Regions from separate parts of the Homo sapiens genome. Here region 1 is linked to region 2. Evidence: read pairs that join two places in POLR2A ChIA-PET (ENCODE). Cell type or tissue: GM12878. All regions are shown on one strand. Links, peaks and the distances in the headings refer to the core of each region. The heading gives the core; the rest is flanking DNA.

The links. Peaks named below come from ENCODE experiments on the same cell type or tissue, not always from the same donor. Only the 100,000 strongest peaks of a DNase experiment are listed, where the experiment ranks them.
Region 1: POLR2A ChIA-PET joins it to region 2 with 13 read pairs; 2 of 35 experiments call an interaction of 5 or more read pairs at or near these places.

What each region holds. Positions count from the first base shown.
Region 1 is chr6:144,244,563-144,252,535 of GRCh38, reverse strand. No RefSeq gene overlaps it. Among named protein-coding and RNA genes, the nearest start is that of TRL-TAA1-1, 32 kb to the right of the region's middle. In GM12878, for the core only: no CTCF peak of the experiment used is centred there; a DNase peak (open chromatin) is centred at 3,893; H3K27me3 peaks cover 208 bases.
Region 2 is chr6:144,123,185-144,131,157 of GRCh38, reverse strand. It overlaps LOC105378036 (a long non-coding RNA gene), which reads right to left. Exons shown (of 4, transcript XR_943089.3): 4 at 5,732-6,533. Among named protein-coding and RNA genes, the nearest start is that of STX11, 23 kb to the left of the region's middle. In GM12878, for the core only: no CTCF peak of the experiment used is centred there; no DNase peak of the experiment used is centred there.

The DNA of each region.
Region 1 (7,973 bases), core at 1,549-6,548, 120 kb before region 2:
AAGATGAGTCAGATGGGAGTATCTCAGATGGGAGAATCCCTGTCCCCAGGAATTTTGCAATCTATTAAGCAAAAGCCATGCTCAGCCAATTCAATACTCTTAATATTCATGTGACCTGTGCCTTGTGGTTGGTTGAACTTTATATTTAAATTTTTGACTTTGCAACATTCTAACATATTTTGCATTATGAAATACTGTGTCTGAGCCTATTCTCATTTAGGCCTTCTTAAATTATTAGCCCTTCCTCCTTCTTGATAGCAACATTTATTGATGATAGTATTTCATTTTTTTACTGCAAAAACTTAGTGAAACTTACCAAGCTTATCCCATTTTGAAATAATTTTTGTAAAGTCTTTTAAGTATTATCAAATTAATATGTAGGTATTGTAATATTATACACAGTAATGGCCTGACTCTTTAGTGAGGGACAGACAGAATTACAGGTTATGACAGCTTAAAGCAAACCAAGCTTTTCATGTTGTGCAGGTGACCTCTTTTGCTTTCATGATTGACTGAATCTACTGAAGACAGAAACCAGCTTCAATTTTGGTAACCCTGTATGTGTTACTGAACTCCAAAACTCAGCTTCACCACCTGTATAATAAGGCTAGTTATTCCTACCTCATTGAGTTGTTGTGATTACATGTTTAAAACATTTGGCACAATGCTTGGTACATAATAAAAACTCAATAAATTATATGTAAAAGTGTACTCACTTTGTAATATTTCCTTGTATGGATATACAGAACTTGTGTATTCATTTTTGTTAAACAAAAATTGTGGAGACCATTATTTTGAACTGAGCTCCTGAACTTGTCTAAATTGATCATTTAACCCCTCTGCAGTGTTGCCTTTAGGATAAGGCAAATAGGAAAACTACATCAGGTTCCCTGGTTTAGGGATCAGCATTGTGATAGAAGCTACACAGTAGAATGTTAGAGACTGAATTGTGTTTTCTCAAAGTCCATATGCTGAAGTCCTAATGCCCAGCGCCTCAGAATGTGACCTTATTTGGAAATGGGGTTGTTGCATATGTGATTAGTTAAGATAAAGTCAGTAGGGTGGGCCTCTAAGCCAATATGGCTGATGTATTTATAAAAACGGGAGATATGAACACAGAGATTCACACATAGAAATTGCCACATGAAGACTGGCATTATGCTGCCACAAACCAAGGAACTACAAGAAACCAGGAGATACCTGGAACAGATACCTCTCCAGTGTCCTCAGAGGGAGCATGGAGCAGCTGACATCTTGATTTCACACTTGAAGCCTCCAGAACTGCAAGACAATACATTTCTGGTGTTTAAGCCACTCGGTCGGGAGTACTTTGTTACAGCAGCCCTGGGAAACTTATGCAAGATGGGAGGGGAATTCTGTTTTCTTCTTTTGTTCTTTTCTCCATTATGATACACAAATGCAAGCGCTCTTCTGCAACTTGATTTTTTTTTTTTTAATTTAAGGATACAAAGATATAATACTTCCTCCATGTTGCTTAAGGCCTACTACGGGAGATAAAACAGATCAACTGGGAGGTCATCGCTTGAATCTAGGCTCCGTCACTTTATTCTGTAGTTCCAGGCAAGTTACTTAGCTTCCCCAAATTTCAGTTTCTTTATCTATGATATGTAGATAATAATATAACCTACCAGTGTTATTGAATAGTTTGAGATAATGTGGGTAAACAGTGTGTGCTCACAAAATGCACCCACATCACAAGGCAACTGCAGTTTAAGGCAGAATGATCTAGACAGGAATGGAAGTATAGCAGGTGCTTTGGGAGCTCAGTGGGGAGAGATTTCACATATGCTGGGAAACCTGGGTGAAAGTGATGGCATTTAGGTTGGTCTTTAAATAATTGCAAATTGAATCAGTGAGAAGCCACTCATGGTGAAAGAAACAGCATGAATGAAGGCAGTAGGTCTCCCAAACACAGGGCACATTCAACAAGTAGTGTGGCTTAGGCTGGAGTATTGGATATGAATTTCAGTTTAACTGTCTTCCTGGAAGAGCTCTCTTGATGACGCTGGTTTAGTTTCAAACCTCCTCCCCATCCCTCTCCAGCACATCGCTGTATTTATTTCCTTCTTAACATGTATCACATGTGGAGTCCTAATTAGGGAGGGGGAGTTGGGCTGGCAGGACCTAGGGAAAGCAAAAGGAGAAGGCAGATAAGCTATAAGCCTGCCTTTCTTCATGTGCAGGACACATAGCCCTCCTGTGCAAATAATTCACAATCTTCTTGCACCTAGCGACCCTTGGGTGATAGAAGAAGTCAAGTTAGCTCACTGCAACCTTGGCATTATCGATACTGCACAAAGCCGTCTTCAGCACACAGCACAAACACCATTCTATAAAATCCCCGGCAAGCCTTTGTCTCTTTGCAGTCAATTCCTTTTTGCTGACCTGCCCATTGCACCCTTGCAACAGATTTTTGTGCTTTCTCTAATAAATTTGCTTTTCTTTACCTACAACTGTCTTGGTAAATTCTTCTTATTGCCATGCCTCCAGCCCCAAATAGTCGCTAATTACCAGCAACGTCACAAACTGTAATTCTCCTGTTTATCTGCCTATTTACTTGACTATTGTCTGTTTCCCCTACTAGACAAGGGCAGGGACTAGCGCTTTTATTCAGAACTGTCCCAGCGTTTAACGCAGGAGATGCCCAACAAATATTGAGCAAGGAAAAAAAGGAAGGAAGAAAAGGAGAGGAGTGGGAGGTAGGAGAACAGAGGAGGAAACTGCCTGGAGTAGCAGAGGAGTACCATAAAATCCGTTGAAGTACTAGCTTGGAACCAGAGGATGGAGGAGCTCTTGGAAGGAAGGGTTATTAAGAACCTCAGCTCAGGCTTCTGAATCAGAATTCCTAAGGGAATGATTTGGTAGTCTGCCTATATAACAACCACCCCAGGTGAATCAGCTTCAGGCAAATTTGGGAAATACTATATGGACCAGCAGTACCAGCGTCACCTGGGAATCCATTAGAAAAAAAACTTCTCAGGCCCAGTTCTCAACCTTCTGAATCAGGATCTGCATTTTAACACAAGGTCCCCAGGAGATTGAAATGTACTGAGAATTACGATCCTGCCTCTTACTGTAATGTCGTTAGATGCCACCCACCGCTTTGCTTCTTCCAGGCTTGAGTGGAGAATTGGGCTAAATGTGTTTTGAAATAATGGGAATCCTTGAGCAGAAATCAGGGATATAAATATTCCTACTCTATTTGGTGTCTATAGATAGATCTCAGCTTCAACCATGAGACTTCCTTAAAATTGCAACACAAAAAGAGTCTTTTAACCAGCAGTTATTCTGGGACATTCTAGTTTGAAGCCAAAAATGATCTCCCACCCAAGAAAGGAACTTGAAAGACTCATACCAGTAACATAAATCACCACAACTAGAAAAAAAAAAAAAAAAGACTACGCAGAACACATACACACACAAATAAACTCAGAGAAATAACGTCTCCATTCAGGAAAATACTGAAATCTGTTTGTGGGGAAATCTTTAGGATAACTACAGAGGACTAAAGGAATAGGAACAAACCAAAATCCTTTAATGAATCATGGAATCTGTAAATTGGTATCAGATGTTCTCCAAAGAGCTGCAGACAGCCCAAACAACACTCCAAATTCTTCCAAATAAGGTAGCCCCAGCTACTGCTCTTAAACACAATTTTGCTCTACCTGATTGTCTCTTTGGTTTAGAATGAACCAGTTGTTTTCAGAATTAAAGTGCATTTCTACATATAAGATTAGAAGGATTGTGAGGAGGGCTTCTTTAAACACACACTCACTTATTTACTGAGTCAGATTTTCCAGTGTGTCATTTAGAGAAAAGGGTAGCATAAATCCAAGAAGCTGTCTTTGGTTTCATTTGGTGGTCAGGGAGCAAGGGGGATTTGTTTTTCTGTTGTAGCGTAGCAACTTGATTTCAGGGCTGCTCCTCTGTTGTATGTGCAAAGGGAGATACCAAGAGAATTTTCCAGAAGGTGCAGAGATGGTCTTTAGCCAGCCTGTGAGCTCTCAGACATATATTCAAAAAGAAATTACTTCAAAGAAAGTGTTTGAAGCAGAAACTTAAAAGAGTTAATAGTATAGAACTATAGACTCATAGAAAGAACTCTTAATGGAACATTAATTGGGACATTTACCAGTGTGACAATATATCCATCTCCTCTGCCACAGGTGGGGTGGGGGTGCTGCCTGGGCTAGAGTTAACTCCCTTAGGCCAGTTAACTCACATGATGAGCAGCTGCCTTAGTTTACCCCAGTGTGCCAACAAATATAGTTCTGTGTGACAAGTTGTGAAAAGATTAGGAAGCGCTGGTGTGAATCACACCCATATTGTGGGCTTTCAGAATGTGTGAATAGATTGATGATTTCAGGCAGCACATAGGCATGATATTACAAACGTTGAATTGCTTAGTGAGATCATTTCCCATTCAATTGTCTTTCAATCCATTGGAACAGAGAAAGAGAAATGATCAGTGTGTTATCATAGCTTCAACTATTAAGTTCTCATTTAACAAAGAGAAACTAGATCACAGGTATATTTTTGCTATTTCGATATGAATAACTTTTTTTTTTTTTTTTTTTTTTCTGAGACGGAGTCTGGCTCTGTCATCAGGCTGGACTGCAGTGGCACAATCTCGGCTCACTGCAAGCTCCGCCTCCCAGGTTCAAGTGATTCTCCTGCCTCAGCCTCCTGAGTAGCTGGGACTACAGGCACGTACTACCATGCCCAGCTAATTTTTGTATTTTTAGTAGAGACAGGGTTTCACCATGTTAGCCAGGATGGTCTTGATCTCCTAATCTTGTGATCCGCCCGCCTCGGCCTCCCAAAGTGCTGGGATTGGAGGCATGAGCCACCGCGCCTGGCCCATTGTTTTATTTTATTTATTTTTGGTCATTGGTACTTGTTTTTCATTTACAGTAGTGATTTAAAGTTTCATCTTAAAATAAACTTACTTCGACATAAAAGGGAGCTGATGCAAAGAAAATATTAAACCAAAAGTGGTACAACTTGTGTCTTTATCATATGGCAAAAAATTGTGAAGTTCATATTCAAATAATTGAAGTTCCAAAAGCATCATCCATCGAGTTGCTTGAATCCACTCTGCAATATCTCTGATAAGTCACTTAAAACCCTTCTAGACAGAGCAGACGTATTATTAGTGCAATTTATTCCATTTTAGGAAACGTTAAACTGTTAAAATTTTAAGACTTAGTTGAAATCTGTTTTCAGGATCTTCCTATTATTAATTCCAATTTATCTCCCTGGAGCCCAATGGAACAAATCTAATCACTCTCTACACTGAAACCCTCTTACATATTGGAAAATAACTCTATGTTTAGTATCCACCCCCGCATCATTAACATTCTTTGTCTCTTGGGACACATACACACTAGACCTCCTTCCGTCAAGCCAAACAGCCTTCAATTTCCCCCCTCTGACACAATTCTGATCACACTCACCCCCTGGCCATTCTTTTCTGGGCTTGTTCTAATTTATCAGTATCTCTCTTAAACCGTGTGAATCAATTAAAACTATTTTGGTTGCATGTGACAGAAAACCTAGTTTAAGCTAGCTTGCACGGTTTAAATCTCCAGAGTAAGATTCATTGAAGGCATGATTTGATACAGGGGCTCACAGAAGACCCCCAGAATCAAGATTCATTGTCTCTTTTCTCTCTCAGCTCTGTTTTCTCCTAAGAAGGGTCTATATCTAGGCAGGCATTTCATTCAGCATAGCAAGATGGTTAAAGAGGTCCAGGCTTACCTTCTTACAACCTCAAGTCTAGTACAGAAGAATGGGAATCTCTCAGAAATCCCAGAAAAAGTCTCACTGCATCTCAGTAGCTCCGAATGTGTCACATGCTTTCTCCTGGACCAATCACTGTCAGCAAAGGAGTGCAATATCCTGATTGGTCAGAAGCAAGGAGTAAAGACAACTTTATCAGCAGCACAGAGCTTTACATGGGGATAAAATTCATGTCCCAGAGGGAGAGCAAGTTGTGTTTACTAGAAAAACTCATATAATGATGTCCAGATAAAAATTCAGTACCCCCGGTGAGGTATGACCAGAGAATAAAGTAAGACAATCACTTCCTTTATTATGAACTTTCTATGTCAACATGGGAGTAAGTGAGATAGCATATTCTCCATTCCAAAACTATCAGGGGCTGTTATTTCTATCCTCTGTCTGTGCTGGTAGCCTATACATGGTGGGGACATTGTATCAACATAAAACATTGTTTTTTGGTTTCCAGACCAAAGCATATAATTAAGATGAGCTGGTTTTAAAAAGAAGAGAGAATTGTATAATTGGCTACCCTAATAGCAACCAGGTATGGGAGCTCACAGCAAGAAAGGAAATAGAAAAGCCATACCAAGTGGTGGCTATGATTTAAAAAGCAAAAAGATAAAACAAAAACAAAATTTTCGACTTCAAAACATCATATAGAACTGCAGTAATCAAGGAAGAGGGCTGAACCACATGGTCAAATAGAAGCCTTTGTCCACCCTACAGGAATGCCAATTTAACAACTATCTACACACAAAAAGCACCAATTTAACAAATATCTACACACAAAAATCAGGTGGCAACCACAGAACCTGGTTTTAACTTTAAATTGCTGAAAGAGGCACTGAAGAGGGTAGGAAGGACAGTCTTGAATTGCTCACACCACCCTTTCCCCATCCCCTGGCAGGACTGCATGGCATGGAGAGAGAATCTGTGCGCCTGAAGGAGGGAGAGCACAGTGATTGTGGGACCCTGCTGTGAACTCAGTGCTGCCCTGTCACAGTGGAAAGCAAAACCAGTTTAAACTCTGTTGATACCTGCCTATGAAGGGAGAGTCTAGACCAGCCCTAGCCAGAGGGAAATCACCCATCCCAGCAGTCAGAACTTGACTTTGGCAAGCGTCAAGGGCTAAAATGCTCTGAGGTCCTAAATAAACTTGAAACGCAGTCTAGGCCACAAGAACTGCAATTCCTAGGCAAGTACTAGTGCTGTGCTGGACATAGAGCCAGTGGACCTGGAACACCAGTCAGGGTAGCTAAGGAAGTGCTTGCTCCACCCCTCCGGCAACCCCAGACAGCACAGCTTGCAGCAACAAAAGTGACTCCTTTCTTCTGCTTAAGAGAGGAAAGCAAAGAGAAAAGAGGATTTTGTCTTGTATCTTGGATACTAGCTCAGCCACTAAAGGATAGGGCAACAGGCAGAGTCATGAGGCCCCCATTCCAGGTCCTAGCTCGCAGACAATGTGTCTAGACACACCCTGGGACAGAAGGGAACCTGCTGCCTTGAAGGGAAGGACCCAGTCCTGGCAGGATTTATCACTTCCTGACTAAAGAGCCCTTGGGCTCTCAAAAACCAGCAGCAATACCCGGGTAGTAAGCCGTGAGCCTTGGGTGAGACTCAAAGATGTGCTGGCTTCAGGTATCAGCTCAACTACAGTGGGCTAGAGCACCAGGTAGGCTCTTGGGGTCCCCAATTCCAAGCCTTGGCTCTTGGACAGCATTTCCGACGTGCCCTGGACCAGAGGCAAACCCACTGCCCTGAAGGGTGAGTCCTAGACCTAGCAGCATTCATCAAAAGCTGATTGTATGCCTTGGTTGTTAAGTGAACATTGGTGGTAACTTGGCAGTACCCCCATGGGACTGTGGTGGTGGTGGCCACAGGGAGAGTGCCACCTGCCTGTGGAAAGGGGAGGCAATAGTGAGAAGGACCTTGGATGCTGGATGTCATCTCTGGACCTGCCTGGGACCTGAGAGAATTTGCCGCCCTGAAGAGTCGGACCCAAGCCTGGCTGGTTTCACCACCTGCTGATCATAGAACCCTAGGGCCTTGAACAGACACAGGCAGTAGCCAGGTAGGGGTTAAACCTGGCCTTGGGTGAGACCCAGTGCTGTGCTGGCTTCAGATCTGACCAAGCACAGTCCCAGTGGTGGTGGCCACAGGGGTGCTTG
Region 2 (7,973 bases), core at 1,839-6,838:
TCTCTCTGCTGCTTGGAGCCTCGGGAGGCTTTTGCAGGAGATCAGAAGGCACAATGAGGCTGGGTCAGGGTATTTCTCTACTCTTTCCAGGTGACACCAAGGTTCTGGCACCAGCAGGGTCCCTGCACACCACAGCTCCTTTTCGCTCCAGGCTGCACAGGACTCTGGGAGGGAAAGACTTCCTACTGTTGCTTCTTCCGATGCCCCAATTTTCCTTCTTGCTTTGCTTCACTCTGCCTTCATCTGTGTACATTTAACAGATTTTTATCAAAATTCCACCTGGGGAAGACTTGTTTTCTACTGAGATCTAGCCAGATAATATTTTCCAGTAAGTACAGTTGCTGAAACTCTTCTGGGGCATGGTTACCACAATAAACCAGATCTAAAGCAACCAGATATGCATGCTGCTTTTTACAGATGGTTTTCAGCCTGCCTTCCTTCCTTCTTTTTTCTTTTCTTTTCTTCTTTCTTTCTCTCTCTCTCTCTTTCTCTCTCTTTCTCTTTCTCTCTTTCTCTCTCCTTCCTTCCTTCCTTCCTCCTTCCTTCCTCCTTTCTTTCTTTCTTTCTCTTTCTTTCCTTTTCTTTCTTTCTTTCTTTCTTTCTTTCTTTCTTTCTTTCTCTTTCTTTCTTTCTCTTTCTTTCTCTCTTTCTTTCTCTCTTTCTTTCTTTCTTTCTTTCTTTCTTTCTTTCTTTCTTTCTTTCTTTCTTTCTTTCTTTCTTTCTTTCTTTCTTTCTTTCGACAGGATCTTGCTCTGTCACCAAGGCTGGAATGCAGTGGTGCAATCATGGCTCACTGCAACCTCAACCTTCTGTCCTCAAGCAATCCTCCTGTCTCAGCTTCCGAGTACCTGGGACTATAGGTGCATGTTATCACACCCAGATATATATATTTTTTTAATTTTTGTGTAAAGACAAGATCTCACTATGTTGCCCAGGCTGGATTTGAAATCCTGGCCTTAAGTGATCATCCCACCTTGGCCTCCCAAAGTTCTGGGATTAGAGGAATGAGCCATCATGCCTGGCCATTTCCAGACATCTTTATCACCATGTCCACTTTATTAAAATTTTGCTAAAATAAACTGAAATATTACATGTGAGTGTAGAGCTCAATTACATTTCTACAAATTCTCCTCAGTGTGCATTTTTGATTAGGAAGGGTCACAGGGGAGATTCTTATGTGAGATCAGGAGGAAATGAAGCAGCAGACATTTTTGTAGCTCATACACATTGTCATTTATCATCTGGATCTCTTGTTGGTGGGAGACAGCAGCCAGGCCTTCAACTGCTCCACCTTCCCCAAGGTCCTCCTTCGCCTTTTCTGACTGCTGGCCCAGGCGTGTGTTTAGCTTCTTCATGAAGAATCTCAGATTCTGCAGGACACCCACACCACCAAGACCTGAGGCAACGGGAGCTGACATGGTTCCAGTTTGCTCTGTGAGCTCTAGCTTATTCTTGCTCTCCTTATCCTCCTTGGCAGCCATCTTTCTTCCCTGCATCAGCCACAGCCATCCCCACAGCGCTAGCATCGGCCTTAAGGACAGACATCAACCTTATAGAGTGTGCTTAACCAGCTCTGACTGTGGAAGGCCAACTCCCTGTGCATATAGGAAACGAAATATTCATTGTTCCTTTTGTAACTTCCTTTTCACACTTTAAAGATGCTATTCCAATGTATTCTGGCTTTAATATGATAATCTCATCCTTATATGTATTCAGCTCCTTTTTTTGACTTTTATTTTAGGTTTGGGGTACATGTGAAGGTTTGTTACATACATAAACACATGTCATGGGGGTTTGTTGTACAGATTATTTCATCACCCAGGTATTAAGCCCAGTACTCGATACTTATCTTTTCTGCTCTTCTCCGTCCTTCCACCCTCCTCCTTCAAGTAGACTCCAGTGCCTGTCATTTCATTCTCTGTGTTCACAAGTTCTTACCATTTTAGCTTTTTCTTTTCTTAGTTCCTTTAAGATTTTTCTCTATATCACTAACTTTCAGTGGATTATGATTATGATTTTGCTTTTGTGTTCTTGTATTTGAGACAGAGCTAGGCAAAGAGTTCTTAGACATGTCATCTAAAGCATGATCCATAAAAGAGAAAAATTAATAAATTAGCAAAATCTAAAACTTTTATACTGTGAAAGACCCTGTAAAGAGAAATGAAGAGACAAACTACAGTCTGAGAAAAAATATTTGTAAGCCTTATGTCTGATAAAGATCTTATATCTGGAATATAGAAAGAACTCTCAAAACTCAATAGTAAACAATCCAATTACAAAACAGGCAAAAGATATGAACAAATATTGCACCAAAAAGGAAATAATGATGGCATATAAGCACATGAAAAGATGTTCAACACTATTAGTCATTAAGGAAATACAAATTAAAACCACAATCAGGTATCACTACACACCTATTAGAACAACTAAAATTAAAAATAGTATTAACAGAAAAGGTCACACATTATAATTCCATTTACATGAAATGTCCAGAATAGGGAAATCTATAGAGACAGAAAGTCTACTGGTGGTTGCTAGGGGATGAGAGGAGGGACAGGGAATGGGGGATGACTGCCCGTGGATATGTTTTTGTGTGTGTGGGGGGGATGATTACAATATTCTGGAATTAGACAGTGGTCATACATGCACAGCTTTGTGCATATACTAAAAACAGCTGAATTACACATTTTAAAAGGGTCAGTTTTGTGGTGTGTGAATTTTATCACAAAAGGGTCAATTTTATGATGTGTGAATTTTATCACAATTTTTTAAAGTAGTGATAATGTGGCCAGGTGCCGTGGCTCACGCCTGTAATCCCAGCACTTTGGGGGGCTAGGCAGGTGGATCACGAGGTCAGGAGATCGAGACCATCCTGGCTAACACGGTGAAACCCCGTCTCTACTAAAAATACAAAATAATTAGCTGGGCGTGGTGGCACGTGCCTGTAGTCCCAGCTACTTGGGAGGCTGAGGCAGGAGAACCACTTGAACCCAGGAGGCAGAGGTTGCAGTAAGCCAAGATCGCGCCACTGACTCCAGCCTGGGTGACAGAACAAGACACCACATTAAAAAAAAAAAAAGTAATGATAATATTAAATGCTGCTAAGAATACAGAGAAACAGTGTCTCTCATACATTGCTGGTATAGCTACTCTGGAAAATAATTTGGCAATTTCTTATGAAACAAAGCATGCACTTACCATATAACCTGGCAGTTGCAATCTTAGGAATTTATCCCAGAGAAATGAAAACTTACACAAAAATCTGTACACCAATGTTCATAGCCATTTTATTTATAAATAGCAAAATATTGCAAACAACCCAAATGTCCTTGAATGAGTGAATGGTTGAATGAACTGCCAAATCCATACAACAGAAAGCTACTTACTAATGCAAAAAACATGAACTATTTTTTTTTTTTTTTTTTGAGACAGGGTCTTGCTCCATCACCCAGGCTGGAGTGCAGTGGCACAAGCTCAGCTCACTGCAACCTTTGACTCCTGGGTTCAAGTGATTCATCTGCCTCAGCCTCACAAGTAGCTGGGACCACAGGTGCAAGCCACCACACCCGGCTAATTTCTTGTATTTTTAGTAGAGATGGGGTTTCCTCTACTTGCCTAGGCTGGTCTTGAACTCCTGGCCTCAAGTGATCTGCCCACCTCAGCTTCCCAAAATGCTGGGATTACAGGCATGAGCCACCACGCCTAGCCAAAAAACATGCACTATTGGTACATGCAACAGCCTAGATGGACTTGAAGGGCAACATGCTCAGTGGAAAATGTCACTCTCAAAAAATTATGTACAGTAATGATTCTATTTATAAAGCATTCTCGAAATGACAAAAGGATAGAAATGGAGACAGGTTAGTTGTTGCCAGTACACAGAAAAGTGGGTGAACAGGTGGAAGAACGTGAGGGCCAGGTGCAAATATGAAGAAATAGGTAATGGAATCGTTCTGTTTCTCGATTGTGGTGGTGGTTACACGAATCTATATATTGGAATAAAATTGCATAGAACTATTCACACATCCATAATAGTGAATGAATGTTTTTTAAATGGTGAAAAATTGAATAGCTGTAGCTTATTTAACAGTAATTTGCCAATATCAATTTCCTAGTTTTGATATTGTAGTTATATAAGATGTCACCATTGCGAGGAAGGGAACACAGGACTCTGAGCTATTTGTGCAACTTCGTGTGAGTCTGTAATTATTCCAAAATAAATAGTTAGGGTCAGACATGGTGACTCATGCATGTAATCTCAGCACTTTGGGAGGCCAAGGTGGGAGGACTGCTTGAGGCCGGGAGTTCAAGACCAGTTTGGGCAGCATAGTAAGACCTTGTTTCTTAAAAAAAAAAAAAAATTATTAAAAATTATCCTAGCATGATGGCCCACACCAGTAGTCCTAGCTACTTGGGAGGCTGTGGCAGGGAGCTGGGAGGATTGCTTGAGCCCAGGAGCTCAAGGTTACAGTGAGCTATAATTTGCACTACTGCACTCCAGCCTCGGTGACACGGTGAGAGCTTGTCTTAAAAAAAACAAAAAAAAAAAGAGTATTAAAAACTCCACACAATTACAAGGTTATATTCCCAGGAATAATTTGAGTTTATAAAATCCCTATAGATACACACATATGCGAAATTAGTTTAAAATAAATGATTAATATAGTATTTCAAACCAGAGAGGGAAATAAGTACTATTATTTTTTCAGTAAATGGTATTAGAACAACTGGCTAATCTATGGAAAAATAAAATAAAACTGTGTTTTTTTCATTTTCTTCACCAAAATAAACTGTAGAATGCAAAGTTCAGAATTGGTATTCAGTAAGTATCTGTTAAGTTGGATCAGTGATTTAAATATATAAAAGACATAGAGTTTATTTGTTGTTGTTGAGAGTTGTGGCTAATACAGAAATCTGAAGACAACAGGTGTTAATGACCCCCTTTTGGAAGCCTCTAGCTCTAGGGGCAGCCACCTTTCCAATGGCCACTCGAGAGGCGCCAAGGCAGAAACAACACTATCAACAACAACATATCCCCTTGCCTATGTAGGATGACCAGGAGAGAGTGCTGCTTTTGAGGGAAGTCCAGCGTTCTTGGAGAGAAGCTACTCACCTCATAGAGATGTTTAGAGGCTTCAATAAGACAGTGCATATAAAGGGCGTAACAATCTGCCCAGTGCACAGTAAGTGCTCCATGATGTTTAGTTCTTGGAGTGCTTTGTCTGCCCAGGGAGTTTAACCAGGAAAGACACCATCGGATTTATATATGTGTTTGAGAGAGCATTAATAGCATGAACAAAGAAATGAGTGGACAAACTTTTGTAGGAAAACAAAACTCTGTGAGAATGCCGAAGATCATTTCAGGACTAGGTAGGTCTTGAAGGTGAGATCTTTCTAATCAGAAGGAATAGTAAGAGCAAAAACATGGGAGTTGTGAAAGGGCTGTGGGCATCTTCAGGGAATGATAGCCCCTTCCTGCTGCCTTATTTCAGTCCAGGTCCCCTCTCAAACCAGGTGGCTGCCGTGGTCTCCTAAGGTGTGTTGTTGCTTGAAGCATTGCGTGTCTGCAGTTCTTTCAAGACATGGCGGGCATAGAATCTCTTGCAATAGATGATATTCATCATTTCATTCCCCCGCATAAAACTTTTTGTGGCTCTTCACAGCTTATGGAAGGATAATGTAAAAATTAGGATTAGGATTAGCTACAAATGACAGAAAGACACCATAAAAATGGCTTAAGCAAGACAGAAGTTTATTTCTCTCAGATAAAGTTCCAAAGGGAATCAGTCCAGGTCCCATATGGCAAACCATGGTGTCAGGGAGTCAGGGTCCTTCTAGGTTGTGCTTGGCTTCCATCTTGAACTCACCTCACCACCCAAATGGCTGCTCCAGTTGTAGCCACCATGGCCAGCCTCCAACCATCAGAAAGGAGAAAAGATAAAGAAAAGTGAATCCCTTCCGTTAGGGTCATTCTGCAGAAGTTGCAGAGACTGCTTCCATTTATGTCTGCTAGCCAGACCTTAGACACATGACCCCATCTAACTGCCAAGGAGGCAGGGATTAATCTTTATGCCGAATGGAGATGCACCCAGTGAAAGGTGAGGGGGGTTATAAGTAAAGCAAGAAGGAACAAACAGACATTGGGAGACAACACAATATCTCCACCACAGGTGCCCATTTCTTCAAGGTCCTTTGAAATGTGACCTCCTCTCCCACCTAGACTATTTCTACAGCCACCGAACTAGTCTAACTGCCTCTACTTTCTAATTCTCCTTAGTCACTATCATAGCCATCAATTCAAAATACATACTGAATTGAATTACTCTCCTGTCCCACACTCTTCATTGGCTCCCTATTACTTACAGATGAAGTCCAAACCATTTGGCTTAATGGAGCATTAAGAGTCCCCGTAGTACCATTTCAGCTTGATCTTCTTCCTTCCTTCTCTTCTTTCCTCCTCTCCTCTGCTAGCTGTTCTCTGAACACACCATGAGCTTTCAGTTCTCCATTACCTGTTTCATGAAAGAAAGACCCTTCCCCAGAATGATCACCCTAAAGGGCCGTCACCAACTTCTGAAATGCTGCACAGACTTCTAAGCCTACCCCAAATATCATTTCTTTTATAAATTCCTTTTTCATCACATTAAAAGTAATCCACACCTTCACTGAATAGTCAGTTTTTATGCTGCCTTCCATTGTAATAAATTATACATTTTTCATATTCATTACCACAATTACATTGTAATTTACATAGTATTCACTACATCTTCTTCACATTTGTAGTCCTGGAAGCACCTAGTCACTGAATTTTTACCTAACAGCTGCATAATACATATTTATTAAATTGAATTTGTATGTAGGCCTTGAATTTATAGAAGGAAAGGAAAAAAAGCTCAAGTCAGCTCTCTTGGGGTAAAGCACTCATTTAAACTGGATTAAATGCTTTATCAACAATCTAGTATTATTTATTACACAATTCTCCCTAAGTCCCATTTGGAATTGTTTTGAGTGATTCGTGTTAATAATACAAAGCTTAATATGGATTTGCATCAGGAAGAACAATTTGTAAGAGCTGACTATTTTCAGCTCTAACAAGGAAGTGACAGTTTTTCAATTTTTTAGCAGAAGTGTTAAAACTTATCTCAGTCAAACACTTGCTGGGTCATTTGGTATGTCACTCACGTTATTTAACTTTCTATTTTAACCTCTCAGGCCTATATGGAAATAAGAAAAAAAATTATAGTTTTAATTGCTGCTAATTTTCTGGCAGAAGATAGAAATAAAAATAGTCTCAATGCTGAATAGTTAATGTGTTTTATGACCACAGGCCTTTTCCGTGTTAATTTTTGTCCATGTTGGCTAATTTTACTAGCTGTTTATTGAGTTCAGACAGGAAAAATAAGGCTATAATATTTGAAACGAAGAAAAAGCTCTCAATTAACATTAATAAATTGCCTGAAAATGAACCTCACATTGGCCTTATATAGACACCTCTTCCTGAAAAATAGGACTTCATGCTAGCTCTTTTGTAAGTTTAAGCTATTTGTTCCCGGGTCTGTTCCTCTTCTGTGGACTCTCTGACCTCTTCTTGTGCCCACAGTTCTTTTTACTGAGCTGATTATAATGATCTCATGCACTTTGTATTAACCTCAATTTTATGGGAAAAATTGGAACACCAATCAGAGCTCAGGATCACACATCACTCCAGCTGAATCCTAAGCCAGAAGAAAGTTTAGTGAAATATATGGGTGAAATGAAAATAAACTATCAATCAAGCCAATAGTTTTTCTAGTTGGGATGGACTTCAGGAGATTGTAAGAGCAGTGGCCCCTATTAAATCAAGTGGAGGTGCCAGAGTTGCCAGGCAGAGTGGAGGAAGGGATTGAAAGGCCCACCAAAGTGTACATGCTAAACAGGGTCTACTATGTGAAACTGGAAACTTATCAGCTAAATATGATTCTTGAAAGAGTATG